Linked DNA regions of Homo sapiens: region 1 is linked to region 2. The links are chromatin contacts, found by Hi-C or POLR2A ChIA-PET in ENCODE. All regions are on one chromosome and are shown on one strand. The core of a region is the stretch at or near the end of the contact, and the rest is flanking DNA. Distances in the headings are between cores, read along the strand shown. Region 1 overlaps AKAP10 (A-kinase anchoring protein 10). Region 2 overlaps AKAP10 (A-kinase anchoring protein 10).

Region 1 (4,984 bases), core at 1,688-4,187, 43 kb after region 2:
TTCTTCAAACAGGCAAACTCTAATCAGTCAGAACATCCCTGTTGTATTACTAGGAAAAGCTGGTCTAGGGATGATGATAGTAGCAAATTCCCACATAAAAATAGAGCAACAACACAGAAAACCTCAAATCTCATGACAACATCTGTCAGCAAAACTCAGTGAAACAGTACCCCTTAAATACAAGCAGATAGGGATAAGCCACCAACAGCCACCAGGCCTATGTTATAGCCGTTATAGGTATCTGTGTGGGAGAAAGAAAAGGAAAATGGAGCCAACATGACATGGACCCCAGAATAGCTAACTGGAAGGTACAGTGGGCCAATTTAAGAAACACAGCTGAGACTAACAGGGGTCTTGCTGTCCCCAGCAGTGAGTGAGTGCAAAGCACCCACACTAAGGATTAAAGAAGCCCAACATCGGGACAGATCTGCTAAAAGTGCAAGAACATGTCTTATTTCATAAATCACAAATACTAACTTTTTTGAAGAATAAAAATACATAATATTAGGACTTATGAGAATGTAATATTTATTGAATGAATAAATAACCTCTTTTATCTGTGAATATACGTTCACCTAAGGTCTTCCTGATAAAACACAGTAAAAGCTTTCAAACTATTTTGCTATAACCTATAAGAAATATATTTGTTGAATCAGCATACACATACATACATGTATATATAATGAAAACATTTTTCTGAAATGTTTGTCCTTACTACTCTGAGATACTTTGATTTTTTTATTCTAGTATATATATATATACACACACTAATATGTATATTATATATTAGTATATATACTAATATATAATATATACTATATATGCATATATACTAATACATATATTTTATATATATATATATTTTATATATATATATATTATATATATATATATATATATATATATATATATATATATTTTTTTTTTTTTTTTTTTTTTTTGGCAGGGGGTGAGGGCATAAGAGAAGGCTGGTCCCAACCTACAGTATGAAAAACACTGCCACAGCACAGCAGTTAAGGTATGTGAGGGTCTAGTTTCAAATCCTGACTCTGCCATATCTGAGCTGTTACCCTGGACAAAGCACTTAACTTCTCTGTGCTTCAGTTTCTTCATCTATAAAATAACTGTATTTATCCCACAAAGTTCTTTAGAAGTTAAAATGAGTCTATCCATAAAAAGTGCTTGGAATATTGTCTGGGACACAGTGAGTGTTTAATAAATGTGTACTATTTATTGATCTTGCTGTCATTGTTATTCAGGTTAAAGCCTAAGAATTTGGGTCCAACATATAAGAAAAACTTTTTTTTTTTTTTTTTTTTTAAGGTTAGCAAATTGTCTTTATTCAGAAGAATAAAGTTACGTGAAACTGGGACTGGACATGAGGCTGCCCTCCTCCTTGCACCTCCAGCTGTGCCAAATGACACAGAAATGACACTGTGTGTGGCACAATCAACTGGCAAAAAAAGGCAAGTCACAGGCCATGTGATGGCTCTGGCTAATGCAGGTAGACATCCAGGGTGCCCAGGGACGTCAGGCCCACTGAGAAGTGGGATGAAGCCCTGAGACGGAGAGGCCACCACTGAGACACCTGTCTGGCCATCCAGTTGCCCACTGGTCGTGAGACTCTTGGGCTGCAGCCCTGATGCCTAGAGACTTTGGTACCGGCTTTTAGCCTCACTGGACTTCCAACCCCAGAAGTTTCTGTCCCGCCCACTTCGTGCACTGGTGCGGGGCTGCCGGCCAGTCCATCCGGTGGTCTGTGCCGGTTAGCGTAGCCGCCCGCCGGCCCGGCTGCTCAGCAGCGGGCAGGCCTGAGCACCCGCTACACTGCAGCCCATCTGGCCCAGGCAAAGACCCTCGCACCGAATGCAGCCGAGAAACTTTTAAAGTGAGCTATAATCCGATATAAAAAATACTCAGAAAACAAATTAGGAAGGGAACTGCTAAATTCCATGTTAAGAAAAAATTATCTTAGTCAATAACGAAAATTGTCAGTTCTGTGCATTTTTTGTCATTTTTTTTTTGCCATAGTTTCAAGCACTGCTTACCTATGATGTCATTTCTCATTGCTTCTGTAATTGGTATTGGTTTAGCAGCATCTGGAGATATATATTTGGTAAAAGTATTCACTGCATCTTGTTCTATACCTGCAAGGGAAGAAGAGAACTTCAAAAACCAAAAAGCAACTTGGACTCCAGTAATGAATTATATTCATGAATAGCAGGGCTTAGATCACTGTGAGTTCCTATTGCAAAATAAACTTCCATCACAAAGGTGCTTTTTCATTGTTTGGTTTGTGGAAGAGGAGAGTTACATGGGGGTGTTCAAAGCTATGGAAAATGCATATGATGAAAAAACTATGCATGAATTTCAAAGTACTTTTACACCAAAATAAACTCATATTAACCTGTTATAACGTATCTGAACAGGATCTACTCTGAGGCACTAAGAAGGAGAAAACATCAGTTTGAAGACAGCCCCTATTGGAGCAACATGAATTCTGCTAAAATGGAAGAATAAACATCAAATTTATGGTGAAGCTTGTGTGGATGAAAGATAAAATTATTGATGCTTTACCAAAAGTTTATGGGGACAATGCCTCAAAGGACAGAGTGAGACTCCGTCTCAAAAAAAAAAAAAAAGTCAAGTATTAATAATTATGACAGAAACCACCAAAGGCGGGTGTTAAAGTGTTATTTTCCTAATGTGCTTGCTAAAGGGAAAACAGCAAATTAATATAGAGAATATCATCCGTTGATTTGATATGAAATCCTAATAAGTATGTCAAGATGAAATAAGCACACTCTTCTGTCTCTCCCATGGAATGCAACTCAAAACAATGGACAAATGCATCCAAGGACTTGGAAGCAGGTGGACTGAGAAAAGTAATCAGAACTTGCAGTACCTCCGTACTCCTGACAAGTTTGTCCAGCACCTCCTGGCCTGGACTCAAAAGCTGAAACTGCACACCAGATGCACAAAGAAGAAGTTCCAAGACAGGCCCTCTATTTCTGGTCTGAGGAACAGGAAAGGGGGCTCTCACGGATCAAAGAGAGTGGAGGAAATCCCCTGGGTTGTTTTGTTTTGTTCCTTTCTCTCCTTCGACTCCCAGGCAGCATCAGAGCAGCCACAGCAGCAATGACAGCAGCTCCAAGAATCCTACTTTCTGACAAGAGAAACTGCAGTCCCAAGAAGAAGAAGTCGTGGCCACAGAGGTTGACATAGCTACAGGAAGTGTGCTGAAGTATAGGGAATCTAAAGCCCTGACTTTCTAGCCAGACAACAGGAAAGGGATAAAGGGAGGTTCTTAGAAGGCAGAACGTGTCAGGGACATCACAGAAAAGAAGGAGCCCATGAAAACGTCGAGTTGTATGTGCACTCCCGGGGCCACTCGTGAGCTGGGTGTGCATGGCCCTGCTTCTAAAAGTGTACAAAGGCTTTGGGACCTGACCATTGGCCAGGTCCCAGACTGGACACAGAAAGGCACATAAGCAGATAAGATACAAAACTGAACTGATGATGGAACCAGAGCCGACAGAATGCTGCTTAGAATTTGTGGACTGAACCTAACTAGGTCAACTGCTTGTTAAAGCAAAAACTTCAATATTTTCCACAGGATTTAAACAAGATTCAGAATCATGTAACGTAAGTCAAACTGTCCAAGATACAATCCAAAATTAATTGTCATATAAAGAACCAGAAAATCCCATTATCTCACAAGAGAAAAGACAATCAAGAGGACACATATGCTGGGATGATAAAACAAATTTTAAGTAGCTACTAAAACCATGCTCTAAGAAATAAGATCACTCCTGAAACAAATAAGAGTTTCAGGAGCAAAGTATAAGACATACACAAAAAAAGAAAATTTTAGAACTAAAAAACATAATAAACAAAATTTAAAATTCACTACAAAGACTCAATAACAGAATGGAAATAACGGGAAAGAACCAGTGAATTTGAAGACAGATGAATAGAAATTTTCGAAGCTGAACAACAGGAAAAAAAAATTTAAAGAAGTAAGGAAAGCCTCAGGAACCTGCCAAACAATAACAAAACTAACATTTGGGTTACTAAAATCCTAGAAGGAAAAGAGAAAAAGTGCAATGTCAAAAAAATATTTAAAGACTTAGCCGGGCGCGGTGGCTCACGCCTGTAATCCCAGCACTTTGGGAGGCTGAGGAGAGCGAATCACAAGGTCAAGAAATCGAGACCATCCTGGCCAACACAGTGAAACCGTCTCTACTAAAAATACAAAAATTAGCTGGGCATGGTGGCGCGCACCTGTAATCCCAGCTACTCAGTAGGCTGAGGCAGGAGAAACACTTGAACCCAGGAGGCGGAGGTTGCAGTGAGCCAAGATCACGCCACTGCACTCCAGCCTGGTAACAGAAAGAGAGACTCTGTCTCAAAAAAAAAAGAGAAAAAAAAAAAAAAACGGTGTTATTAAATCTTTATTACATTTCTTTTCTCTCTCTTTTTTAACCTCATCCCTAGTTCTATTTTTATGGTGGTTAAGTTTTCTACATTCCACTTGAAGTTACAAAATATTAAATGTGAGTACACTGTGAAAAGTATGTATATTGTAATTCCTAGAGAAGCCACTAAAAAGCCTACATAAAAAGATACAATCAAGAACTCAATATATAAATTCTAGAAAAAGGCAGGGCATGGTGGCTCACGCCTGTAATCCCAGCACTTTGGGAGGCCGAGGCAGGTGGATCACTTGAGGTCAAGAGTTCAAGACCAGCCTGGCCAATATGGTGAAACCCTGTCTCTACTAAAAATACAAAAAAATTAGCTGGGTGTAGTGGCACATGCCTGCAGTCCCAGCTACTTGGGAGCTGTGGCAGGAGAATCACTCAAAAAAATAAATAAATAAGTAAGATAAATAAATTTAAGGAAAAATTCAAATAATCCAAAAGAAAGCAAAAAAGGGGCTCTCCCTCGTCTCCCTCTCCCTCTCCCCGGTCTCCCTCTGATG
Region 2 (4,725 bases), core at 1,180-3,679:
CTCCGCCTCCTGGGTTCACATCCTTCCTCTGCCTCAGCCTCCCTAGTAGCTGGGACTACAGGTGCCCACCACCACACCCGGCTAATGTTTTGTATTTTTAGTAGAGACAGGGTTTCACCATGTTAGCCAGGACAATCTCGATCTCCTGACCTCGTGATCTGCCTGCCTTGGCCTCCCAAAGTGCTGGGATTACAGGCGTGAACCACTGCGCCTGGCCAAATTCTTTTTTTTTTGAGACAGAGTCTTGCTCTGTTGCCCAGGCTGGAGTGCAGAGATGTGATCTTGGCTCACTGCAATCTCTGCTTCCTGGGTTCAAGTGATTCTCCTGCCCCAGCCTCCCGAGGAGCTAGGATTATAGGTGCCCATCACCACATCTGGCTAACTTTTGTCTTTTTAGTAGAGATGGAGTTTCACCATGTTGTCCAGGCTGGTCTCGAACTCCTGTCCTCAAGTGATCTGCCCATCTTGGGCCTTCCAAAATGCTGTAATTACAGGCGTGAGCCACTGCACCTAGCCCAAAATTCTTTTTCTTATTTTTATTTTTGGAGACAGAGTCTCCCTCTGTCACCCAGGCTGGAATGCAGTGACACGGTCTCGGCTCATTGCACAACCTCCGCCTCCAGGTTCAAGCGATTCCCCTGTCTCAGCCACCCACGTAGCTGGGATTACAGGCGTGCGCCACCATGCCCAGCTAATTTTTGTATTTTTAGTAAAGACAGGGTTTCACCATGTTGGCCAGGCTGGCCTCGAACCCCTGACCTCAAGTGATCCGCCTGTCTCGGCCTCCCAAAGTGTTGCAATTACAGGCATGAGCCACCGTGCCCGGCCCCAAAATTCTTAACATTAAGAACTGTCTTGGGCCTGTCTGGATCAGGAGTTCAACCCAGGTCCAATCAACTGGTGTGTGGGCAAGAGGGAGGAGAGGGCGAGAGAAAAGGTCACTGTGTAGAAACATAAACCCCACTCCTGAAGTCAGGCAGGTACCCAAACACTGTCACTGGAGAGAGGTCAGTCACTTCATCAGGTGCTTAGCTCTCAGTACTTAAATAAAACAGCAAAGAAGTTTGTACTTTGTTACAATTCAGAATGACCTTCCCCTCCAAATTCCTACTGAACTAGTCAAACCTCCAGTACTGTAAACTACTTACATTTCGAAAAGCTCTACTGAATGTTGAAATCCAAGTAGAAAAAGTTATAAAAAGTTACTCCCTGTTTTATTGCTGTTCACTGGATTTGGCTGACATTTGCTTTTTACTTTCATCAAATCTTACCGAATGATGAAGACACATCAAGTTACAAAGGTACCACTTTCTCTCTAATATCTTTTCTTTTTAAACAATTTGTGTCAATGTCAACAACATGATAAAGATGAAGGGTGTTCAACTGATTATTTGAACCCATAAAAACTCCACCAGGGAATCTTATTTTGTGGGCACAATGCACAGAGCCTGGAACATGGTGGGTGCTCAATGTTGGAGGAATCAAATTCCAACTTTAAAATGAGTACAAGGACCTACTTTAGATCAAATATTAAATCTGGCTAATAATTTCGGGCCACACTCCGCTTCTGTGTCTCAAAGCAGGTGGGGCAGAAAAAAGTAGCCGAGTCTCAAATTTGCTGCTATTCTCTTTATAAGCAGTTTACAACTACTTGGCATCTCTAGCTCAGAAGCACAAAATGTATATACAAAGAAATGATTAGAATTTATCTTAACTGAAAGCACTAGTTTAAACAGCCTAGAGTCTTGTAGAAATTGTTATTCCAAAACATGCAGAGGCAGCAAGAGTTGCCCAAAACCACATTTTATTCTATAACCTTTATATTGCTTTTCTGTTAAAGATTGAAGCAATGTGAAGTGGATGGAAATATTTTGTTAAAAGAACAAAATGAATTAATCACAGCATAGATGACTAATAAAAACCTTGGGTTTATGCCATACACTTCAAACACAAGGCAAAGTCCAGTAGTGGCTCATGTTCTGGGTTTTTAGAAAGCAAATGAAAATATTTGGAAAGATCAATATATTTCAACAGAAGAGCCATAAATGCCCTGAAAGCAGAAAGTTGACACAATTTTAAATAGAATTCATATATATATATTTTAAAATCAAACACAATTAAATATAATATGGTTTAAGTACATGAATACTTCAGCTTTAAAAGAATAACAGAGGTGGTACATAGTACCAAAAACTTACACAAAGCCTTTTTGCTTCTTCTGTCGATGAAACAGTGTGCCTCTATACAATCAAATATTGCAATGGAATAAATTCTCTGTTCATTCAAGACTTTCTCAAGGACAAAAGTGATTAATAATTATATATTTATACATATATATATATATTTTTTTTTTTGCAAAGTCTGAGCAAAAGCAGTAACATCTAAGAGAACTTTCTTTCCTCTCAATCATGTGCATTGAGGAAGCGCTGGCGCCACGTGGTCAATGGAGTGTGCTCACCAACTGGGCAGTCCTGCTGATGGCTGTGTGATCCCGATGCAGAAGCCAACTGAGCAGAAGTGCAGTGAGTGAGTCTCTTACTATCCTAAAGAAAGGAGAAGAAAGACGACCAACTGCACACTTTCCAGCTCACAGCAAAGAATGGGGGAGGCAGTCAAAGTCAAATGTTTCTCTCTCCCCAGTCATCCTGCTCACCTTATTTAAAAAAAAAAAAAGTATAATTTGGGAAGAACTGCTTTGTTCAAGGTGCCACAGGGGCAAAAGTGGAGTCATCGCTATTTCTTTCTTTCTTTCCACATGTATTCTGAAGGGAAAGTTAAGTAACTGGAGTGCAGAATTCCAAAGGGGCAAATCCTAATGCTCAAAGTAAACCAGATTCACACCCTTCTGTTAGCAGGGGAGAGAATGGTTTTAAGTATAGTGCATCTCAGGAGGAGGAATTAAAATGTGAAAACTATATACTGCCATCAGAGGAAGGAGGAAGTCACTGAAACTTGACCCATGACTTGTCAGTTTCCTTCCAAATTAATGCCGCTGTCAAGAAGACTGCATAATTAACTCTCACCCTGTTCCGCTGAAGCTGCTAGCACCACGCTGCCACTCAAAGCTGCCTGGCTCTCGGTGGGGCTGACTCACCTGCTTTGGAAGGACAAAGCAAACCACCTCTGGCACCTGCTTTACAATGCTGATTAGGGATGAGTTACCACTACGAGTGTGCATCAAGTATCAGTTCTATGCTTATCTGCTTCCCAGAGGATGTGGTCCCTGTCTATTCCAGTAGGCTAAAACACTCTCATAAATGGGTTATTGCCATTGGAAAACTAATAATTTTCTAGTAATGTAAACAATACCATTTTGTATCTTTAAGACTCTCACTGTGTGAACATCATGTGCATCAATTATGCCTACAGGTAACTGCATTATGGTGGAAGTCTAGGATTGTCTCCCATTCTCTCCTGGAAACAACAGTGACAGATCAGAAATATAGTGCTGTTTTCATTGGCTGTGTTGAAGAATCCAACCAAGGGAAAAAAGTTCTCTTATTTTTCACAAGCAGATTTCCTTTATCTCAAGTTTTGAGTCATAACTGAAAAAAGAAAAGAAAAGAAAATGGTAAGGTGCATTTCTCTAACAAGTGACCTATTATTACAAATTAAGGATGGACACCAACACTTAGTGTTTACTATATACCAGAGTTTAAGACAGCCAGAAGCTGACTACAATTTTGTGAGGTAAAATATTGTAATTTTCCTTGTTAAAATATGAGTGAACAGAAGCTTAAAGAGGTTACGTAACTTACCCAAGGGGCATATAACAAGGACTGGCATCCAGACTTGCTTTCCCATGTTGGCAATAGATATTAGAATGAAAAATATTGCCAATTTTCAATAGAGTAATTCTACTTCTAGGAATTAACCCTAGAGCATATTCAAGAGGGATGGTAAAGACACACATGCAGACATTCACTGACTCCCTCCTGTAGTCACAGCACTGCGGACAAATATCACGGAAGACAAGGTCCCCGGTATTGTGGCATGGGACATGTGCACATGAAGCAATTCAGTAATGGTGTGAGGTAGTTTATGCTGAATGTCCAAGTACATCCTATAGGCAAATGTCGAGTTGGAGGTTGAAGCAGAGAGGTATCAACACAGGATAAAGAGAATGAGTATTCCTTCGCAGGCCTAGGACTTCATGCATTCATAAAATCATGGAATGAGGATTAGAAGGGGTTTTTCTTTTGGGGTTTTGGTGTCGAATTTCTCTGATCTACTAATGAGGACATGAGGAACTAAAGTAGTCACCTGCAAAAGGTCACACTTACTGCCTAAAGTAAAGAAAAACTCAGCTAGTTCTTCGAGTCTACTGTTTTTTTTTGTTTTTTTTTTGAGACGGAGTTTCACTCTTGTGGCCCAAGCTGGAGTGCACTGGTGCAATCTCAGCTCACCGCAACCTCTGCCTCCCGGGTTCAAGCAATTCTCCTGCCTCAGCCTCCCAAGTAGCTGGGATTACAGGCAATGCGCCACCACGCCCAGCTAATTTTGTATTTTTAGTAGAGATGAGGTTTCTCCATGTTGGTCAGGCTGGCCTTGAACTACCGATCTCAGGTGATCTGCCTGCCTCAGCCCCCACAAAGTGCTGGGATTATAGACGTGAGCTACCACGCCCGGCCCCCATTTCTGGTATTTTTTATTTTAAGAAATTCCATTTGGTTCTTTTAAAACTATTTTGCATTTTTCTCATTATACTCTTGTTTTCTTTAACTT

The links. Hi-C counts contacts between places; a loop is a spot of excess contacts on that map. ChIA-PET counts read pairs that join two places held with the same protein, here RNA polymerase II (POLR2A).
Region 1: a loop to region 2 is called in a map of Caco-2, with 11 times the contacts of the local background. The contact joins two enhancer-like sites. A Hi-C loop is called at or near these places in 2 of 168 maps with a recorded cell type or tissue (Caco-2 and HAP-1) and 1 of 37 single-sample maps with no recorded cell type. POLR2A ChIA-PET finds 5 or more read pairs at or near these places in 6 of 52 experiments (BJ, CD4-positive, alpha-beta T cell, H1 and 3 more).

What each region holds. Positions count from the first base shown.
Region 1 is chr17:19,945,359-19,950,342 of GRCh38, forward strand. AKAP10 (A-kinase anchoring protein 10) reads right to left here. Exons shown (of 15, transcript NM_007202.4): 5 at 2,049-2,147. Among named protein-coding and RNA genes, the nearest start is that of AKAP10, 30 kb to the right of the region's middle. Within about 2 kb of position 2,938, at least 2 of the 41 ENCODE cell types and tissues checked have a DNase peak (open chromatin) inside an H3K27ac peak, as active enhancers do.
Region 2 is chr17:19,902,688-19,907,412 of GRCh38, forward strand. AKAP10 (A-kinase anchoring protein 10) reads right to left here. Exons shown (of 15, transcript NM_007202.4): 15 at 1,615-3,545. The coding sequence ends at 3,540. Among named protein-coding and RNA genes, the nearest start is that of ULK2, 37 kb to the left of the region's middle. Within about 2 kb of position 2,430, at least 4 of the 41 ENCODE cell types and tissues checked have a DNase peak (open chromatin) inside an H3K27ac peak, as active enhancers do.